Regions from separate parts of the Mus musculus genome. Here region 2 is linked to region 1. A link is a contact called in ENCODE Hi-C data. All regions are on one chromosome and are shown on one strand. The core of a region is the stretch at or near the end of the contact, and the rest is flanking DNA. Distances in the headings are between cores, read along the strand shown.

Region 1 (3,433 bases), core at 386-2,885:
CAGCTTCGGGCAAGTCAGATTTGAAATCTAAAAGTAACACTATTCTTTGACTCCATAAAGCCAAGCACATAACAGTACTGTTAACTTACAAAGTCTGTTTCGTACTTCTTCTTCCCCAAATTTGATTCAAGTAAAAAGTTCTGGTTTTCGGGATCCACGTCGGCATAATGGCTGCAAACACATAATTTTTTTTTTTTTTAAAAAGGCCGTTGTAACCCAACTGAAAGATACGAAAACTATAGTTTACATCATGTAAAGCCCTTCAGTTCTGCTTAAGTTAATGCATGAACTAGGTGTTCTCGAAGGTAATACCATCTGTCATGCAGTAACAACCGGGTAATTTAGCAGGCTACTCTCTCCGGGGCTGTGAGCCAGGGGAGACCGAGGCTTCGGGTGAGCCTTCTGGTTCCTGGGTGTGCGCGTTAGCCTGTAACCGATGAGCAATCCCTCCAGCCCCGAGGCACCCGTGTGTGCAAGCTGGCTTTTTTTTTTTAATTTGCAAAGCACATTTCTTTTTCCCACCTTTTCAGAGCAGCCTGCTTGGTGGGGTATGAGTAGTTGAAGTCACTGTTGGAGCTGTAACTGCTGCTGTCCTCATCCGGGGAGATGTTGAACCTTCCCATTTCGGTCTTCTTCATGCTGCTCGGGAGGGACGGACGGTGTGCGGCTCGCTCGCGGCGCGGGCTTCCTTTTGTCCTTGGCGGCGCACTGGCCCTCGAGGCTGCCTGCGAAGGTAGAAGGCGGCGCGTCAGGACTGCGGCGCGCGCCCGCCCGCCCCCCCCCCGTACCACGTGACGCCGCCGAGCGGCGCAGCGCGGCTGATTCATCCCCCGCCAGGCGAGTGGAAAAGTACCAGGCGAGCGAGGGGCGGGGGCGCGGCGAGGGGCGGAAAAGTACCGACGGCGGGGCCGCGAGAACAAAGATGCGCCCGCCGAGGCGCCCCTCCAGCCGCCCCGGCGCTGAGCCCGGTCCCCCTGCCCCAGCCGGGGCTTGTTTACAGGGCGCACGCCGAGCCTAGCCTCCGGCAAGCCGGGGACTGCCCCGGGTACCCGGTCACCCGCCCCTCCTCTACCCCGGGAGGAACTGATGCAATACCGAGGGGCGATTGATTGTCAAGCCCTCGCGCGGTTCGCCTTGCCCCACGCCCGGACCGGACGATTATTTTCGAGGCACAAGACCCGATTGCAAGCAGCCGAGCGGCCCGTGCGCGATTCCCCCTTCCCCCTAACGGGAGGCTGTGGCCGGGTGGCCGCAAGCCCCCGCTCCCGCCGCCGGCGCCGCCCGCGTCCCCGCCGCCGCCCCTCCCCCGCCTCACCTCGGTGCTCTCCCTGCGAGCTGGCCCACCTCACGGCAGCGTCTCCCGTGGGCTGTCTCGGTCACACACCAGAATTGTAAAACGAGGGAAAAAATGTAACAGTGACGGAGTCCTTTTCTTTTATTTTTTTTAATAAAAAATTTTTAAAATTTCCCCGTAATCCAACAACAGGCAGAAGAGGTGGATTTTTTTTTCCTCTTTAATTATTAAAGAAAAATGAAAAAAAAGAGCGGGGAATGGCGATCACGATCCTCCGGCGGAGATTGAGGGGTAGCGGCGCGGGCGACGGCGTGGCGCGGTGTGGAGCAGCTTCCCGAGCGCGAGTTATAGCGGCGGGGCGCCGCGTCAGTGGGCGGGGCGCGGGCGTTCGCCTTTGTGTATCAACAGCACCTGGGCTCCGCCTCCCTCCCGGTTGCCCCGCACCCCGAATCGGGGGGCCAGCCGCACCCCGCTTCCCCGCGGCTCGGGGCACTGCAGCCCCGTGGGTGGCCGCCACCCGCGGCTGCTGTAATTACGGAGCCGGATCCCTTAGATTCCCTCCCAGCCCGGTCTCCAACGCTGCGTTTCGGGGACGCAGCCGGCGAGTGTGCAGTACCCTACCCTCCCAGCCCCCCCCCCCATAACCATTCCCAGCCCGTGACTTAAGATTTGATTTACGTGAAGGGTTTTTTTTTTTTTTTTTCTCCCGCAGAACTTGGGCGGGCGCTGCCACGCTGCCCAGAGGGCCGGTTTGTGTTCTCGATCTTTCCACCTAGATGTGCTTTCACTCTCCAGTGCTAGCCTGGTGGTGAATGAGAGGCGGCTCGCAGTTGCGTGTCGGCATAGACTTTTGGGTTGCACGTGCCACAGCGTACTAGGGAGGGTTTGCGTTTGACCAGCAAGCCAGACACACCTTTAATAAAAGAACCTCGGGCTGGGTTCTTCCGAGGCCGCCCAGGGGCGCCCTGTTCCCTCTTGGTGGACACTTTCCCTCCTGCTACCACCCCACCCCTGGTGCTAGCGTCTCCCCGGGCTTCCAGCGAGAGCGCCCTCGTTGGAATGTAGGCCTGGAGCTTTCTCTACAGCCCAGATCCCTCGGTGGTGCTTTTGGTCTTGCAGAGCCGGGCGGCTCAGGGGGACCCCTAGACGAGAATATTCGGTGCTGCCGGAATGGCGAGGGCCCTTCCCTTTCGGTTGAACAAAGACCCCCGAGGAGAGCGAAATGCTGGTTGAATGAAAGAATAAACAAACGAGTTTGACCTGGTGCTCTCTTCCTTTGGGGGACGTGGGAGAGATTGGGCTGGGCATAGAGGAAAGGGTTGGGTGTGATCACACTTTTTTGCCTTCAATGTTTTCCTGAGGAAATCTGCAACACTGCCTATTTCCGTGGCACGAAAGTCTTGGGGTACCTTCAGCCCGTGTCAGTGTTCATGATTGACAGGGCAGGACCCTATTTCCCCTTTACACACTGTGTTCTTCATCCTAAACCTCTGGTCCGGTCAGCCATACTTAAACAATAGCCTTAGAATGAATGCTGCACGTCCCCTCGCCCCTCTCAAGGGCGGTGGTCACTCTAGACCTAAGGAGCCAGGAACGCCTTTTTTCGGCTTGCCTATAATTAATGCTCCCCTCCTCAGTCCTACTTTTGCAGTTCTGTTTTCTAAACCATGTGGTGTCCGGACTTCATAAACCTGTGCTGTCTTGCACAGTCCTCAGATTGTTCGAATTTGTTTGTAGTCTTGTATCGACAGTCTCCCCATGGAGACCGAACTCTCCTCAGAGGGGAGGTTAGGAATCTGACATATAATCGTAGCTAAAAAAGTCTTGATTACCTTACCCCGCCCCCCTCCCAACTGCACACCCTAGTAACATCGGATAAACTCCTGTCAGGAAACGCTTGGTGGTGGACTCAGGAATCCTGGGAAATTCCTTTCTATCAGGTTTCAACTGATAAAACTCAAAAGATCTTAAACCACTTTTTCATTCTAGGTAAATCTCTTGCCCTGTTAGAGGTATTCAGGAAGTTCTGTAGGTTATTGGTTATGGCTGCAATTTGGAATACAATTAGACCTATTGTCCTTTGGACTTTTTCCATGGTTCATACTGCAGGATAGTTAAGGAGAGAGGTGGGGAGGGAGA
Region 2 (3,433 bases), core at 441-2,940, 1.1 Mb after region 1:
CAGATGCACCCTGTACCTAGCTTTTCCAACGCACAGCTCTGAGGGTCTAGCTTGGAAAGGACATCATAAAACTAAAGACAGAGACACAAGCCTCAGCCCCATTGGGTTCAGGACTTGGTCCAATCTCAGTTATCTGGGTACCATACACTGGAACTGCTTTGTGCCTCATTTCCCCCCCAGGAATCACTGTAAAGAAGAAAAGTACTTAGTTACTGAGGGGAGACGTGAGGCTGCAGAGAGCAAGGAGGTTAAGAGTGAAGGATGATTTGCGGCGGATGGAGAAGAGGCTCGGAAGGTTGGCACAGAGGGGAGGCACGACCGCAGCCCATGGGGGTCCTCTTGGGAAGAAATGGGTCACCTAAGTACAAGTTAGAGGATAGAAACCAACCAAAGTGACAGTCTGCAATGGAATTTGAGCAAATCTAGGTAAAAGTCTGGAGGACTAGCTCCTGATTCCAGATGTTGCACTCCCTCCAGGGCCACCGAGGGCCAATGTCCTATTATCACCCTGAAACTTTGGCAGGCAGAACTGGGCCTCAAGCAGATGCTGCGTTGGGATGTGGGAAGGGATACTTAGCAGCAAGCCAACCCCGCCAGATGATGCAGGATGCTTTGGGGGAGTGCTGGACAGCCAGCAAGGATAGTTCAGGGAACCAATGGTCAGCCCTAAGTCGGCCCCAAACCGGCAGCCAGTGAGAAATAAGTGGGACTCATTAAGCGACCTGCATGCAGGACTTAGGTTTTTCTTCCAACTCAATTGGCGGAGAAATCGCAGTGGCGAAAAGACAGTTCAGTTGCCAGATTTGCCCGGGTTCTCATACTTCTCAGTACTATCAGACTGGGGGTGGGTGGGGGTGGGGGGGCTAGATCCAGCTCCCCACCTCCCTACCTCTCTCAGTACTCAGCCTGCGGCCCCCACTTCCCCACGCCTTTAACTGTCCTCACTGCTAGGCTGAACACAGTGTCTGTCTCTCTATGATGGGTGATCAAGGATAAGGGGTGATGCTCAGAGAAATCTCCCAGCCCAGTACCCCTCCAGGGGACGTTTCCCTCAGCTACAGGATCTGAGTAGGGCCCTGCCCAGTTCTACAAGACAGGGGCGCTGATGTCCAGCCCTGCAAGTTCTGCGCCAGTTCAGTGGGTCCTAGCCTTTGCCCTCCCGCTTCCAAACCTTTGGTCCCGGAGCACCGCCCCCTCCCGGGCCTCGGCGGCCGGCCGTGCCTCCCGGATCCCGGGGAGGAGGGTGACGGGACGCCCGGCCCTTGCACAGGCGGCCCCGGGCCTCCCACTGCCTCCCCGGGGCCTGTCGCTGCCCGGGAGCGGGCGGATGTGGGCGCCCCGCAGGAGGCCGGAGCCCTTCGGCCCCGGAACCAGCCGGGGCAGCGAGCGGGCCAGAGCCCGGGCGAGCGGGCGCGGTCCAGGGCGCGCGGAGGACCCGGCCAGCCGGACCGGCCGGAGACCCAGCCGCAGCCGGAGCGGGAGCCGGGGCGAGCAGCGCAGGGTGCCGCGCGCAGGGCGGGGCGGACGGGGAGGGGGTGGCCGCCCGGTACTCACCCGCGCCGGGGCTGTGCATCCAGGGGCCGGGGCCCTCAGAGCCGGGGGCTCATGGCGGGCGGGGGGCCGGGGCGCCGGCCTCACATCCCCCCGGTCGCCGGAGGCTGCAGAGCGACTGTGAGACGGCGAGAGGAAGGGAGGGGGCCGGGAGGGGGAGGGCCCTGGCAGCCTGGCCGGCCGGGTAGGATGACAATGGAAGGAAATGCTTTATCTGAGTCTGAGAGCGGGCCAAGGGGGAGGGGAGGGAGGGGGCCGGCGCTGGCGGCCCTGGGACACACCACCCGGGCTTCGCTCAGCAGCACACAGCCTGGCGGCAGACACCGATCGCGGCGGGGCGCGGCTCACCGCCCGGGAGGCAGCGCCGAACCCGGAACGCGGGACGCGGCCGGACCCGCGCGCGGCCGCGGAAGCCCCAGCCGCCGCGCGGCGCTGCGCCCCGCGCACAATTCCCGGAAACCCAGATACCTGAGTGCACGCACCCGTGCATACACAGCGTACACGGGCGTGCATCCATGTTTACACAAGCCAGGGTGCTTTACGCTTCGGGGAAGGACTCCTGTGCACACATCTACACACTTAAGTCAACGAGGGCAGCGCTACACACAGGGAGAGCAGGGCACGCTTGGAGTCTCGAGCAAGGAATCCCAGACGGACACCCCTGCCCCATCCTAACACACACACACCACACACACACACACACACACACACACACACACACACACGACTCTCCTCAGGAACACTTCAGGATCTGATTTGAACCACTGCCAGTCCAACCCCAGTGGCACCCCCCGCCCCCACTGTCTGCTGAGGGGAGCAGAAGGGTCCAGTCTGTTCCTATTAAAAGAAAAAAAAAAGGGGATGGGGGGTGGTGCAGTTTTCGAAACTTAAAAAAAATTTTTCTCAAGGGATTTCCTTCCATCCTCTCCTCTTCCTCTTCCATTCCTCTCCCTCCACAATGACCCTCCTTTGCCCCCCCACTCCTGGACCCTATGAGTCAAACTTCAGCAATGTGCCCAGTGTCCCCCAGTGCATTACAGCGGATCACAGAAATGTTCCAGTCTGTGAGTCGGAATGCAGCCGCCTCCAGCCCTCCCTCAGCTAATAAACTCAGCTGAGGACTGGCTTTGCACTGAAGCCCTCCCTGCCTCTCCCCCATCTTAGACGGGAGGAGGTCAGATTCAAGGGTCAGGGGCCGAGGACCTTCCCACTGAGTTTCCTGGCTTGGCCTGTCAGTCCTGTTGCCTCCAGCAATTTGGCAGGTCAGAAAACTGGGAAGGGAGAGCGGTCATTCACCAGGAACACTATGCTCCCCTGCCCTTGAGGTGCCCGCCACTGAAAGGCAGCTTCCTTCTGGTCCCAATCTACTCTCTGAGTCCTCGGAACTCCAAGAACCTTTAGAAGGGGAAAATGAGGCAGACCTAGAGATGTGATATCTTGGAAGCCAGAGTCTTGAGTGGCCTAGAGGGACGTTGGCCATGTTGCTAGGTCACACACAGGTCTAGACTCATGTGCCCTTGTTCAGCTGCTAAGTGTAACTCCTCTGTACCTGTTAATGGGTACTACAACCTTGCCCTAGCATCCATGGCCTCTTGCAATGTGGCACCACACACATCCCTGCCCAGTGTCTCCTGGTACTTTGCTCAGAGGTAGTTACCGTTATTACTACCACAGCCAGCCCTGTCAGCTAGCTGTTCATGTCCCCATACTTACCCACTTCCTTGCCTTGGCCTAAGACACTCCCTACAGAGTAAATGCCGCTCTACCTTTCTCCCTTCTGTTGTTGAAATCCCTTCATCTCCTCTGAAATGTTTCACGATTTCTGTAGCCTCAGCCGGAAGGATTTTCTTTCCCTTGAAGGACTCCACCCCAGCACTGATTT

What was found. Hi-C counts contacts between places; a loop is a spot of excess contacts on that map.
Region 2: a loop to region 1 is called in a map of T-helper 1 cell, with 4 times the contacts of the local background. The contact joins the promoter of Hdac7 here to the promoter of Slc38a2 in region 1. A Hi-C loop is called at or near these places in 2 of 37 maps with a recorded cell type or tissue (T-helper 1 cell and T-helper 17 cell).

Annotation. Positions count from the first base shown.
Region 1 is chr15:96,698,093-96,701,525 of GRCm38, forward strand. It overlaps Slc38a2 (solute carrier family 38, member 2), which reads right to left and starts at 1,636. Exons shown (of 16, transcript NM_175121.4): 1 at 1,316-1,636; 2 at 523-725; 3 at 90-171. The coding sequence starts at 638.
Region 2 is chr15:97,829,805-97,833,237 of GRCm38, forward strand. Hdac7 (histone deacetylase 7) reads right to left here and starts at 1,691. Exons shown (of 25, transcript NM_001378971.1): 1 at 1,555-1,691. The coding sequence starts at 1,573. It overlaps Gm33636 (a long non-coding RNA gene), which reads left to right and starts at 882. Exons shown (of 4, transcript XR_001781759.2): 1 at 882-1,501.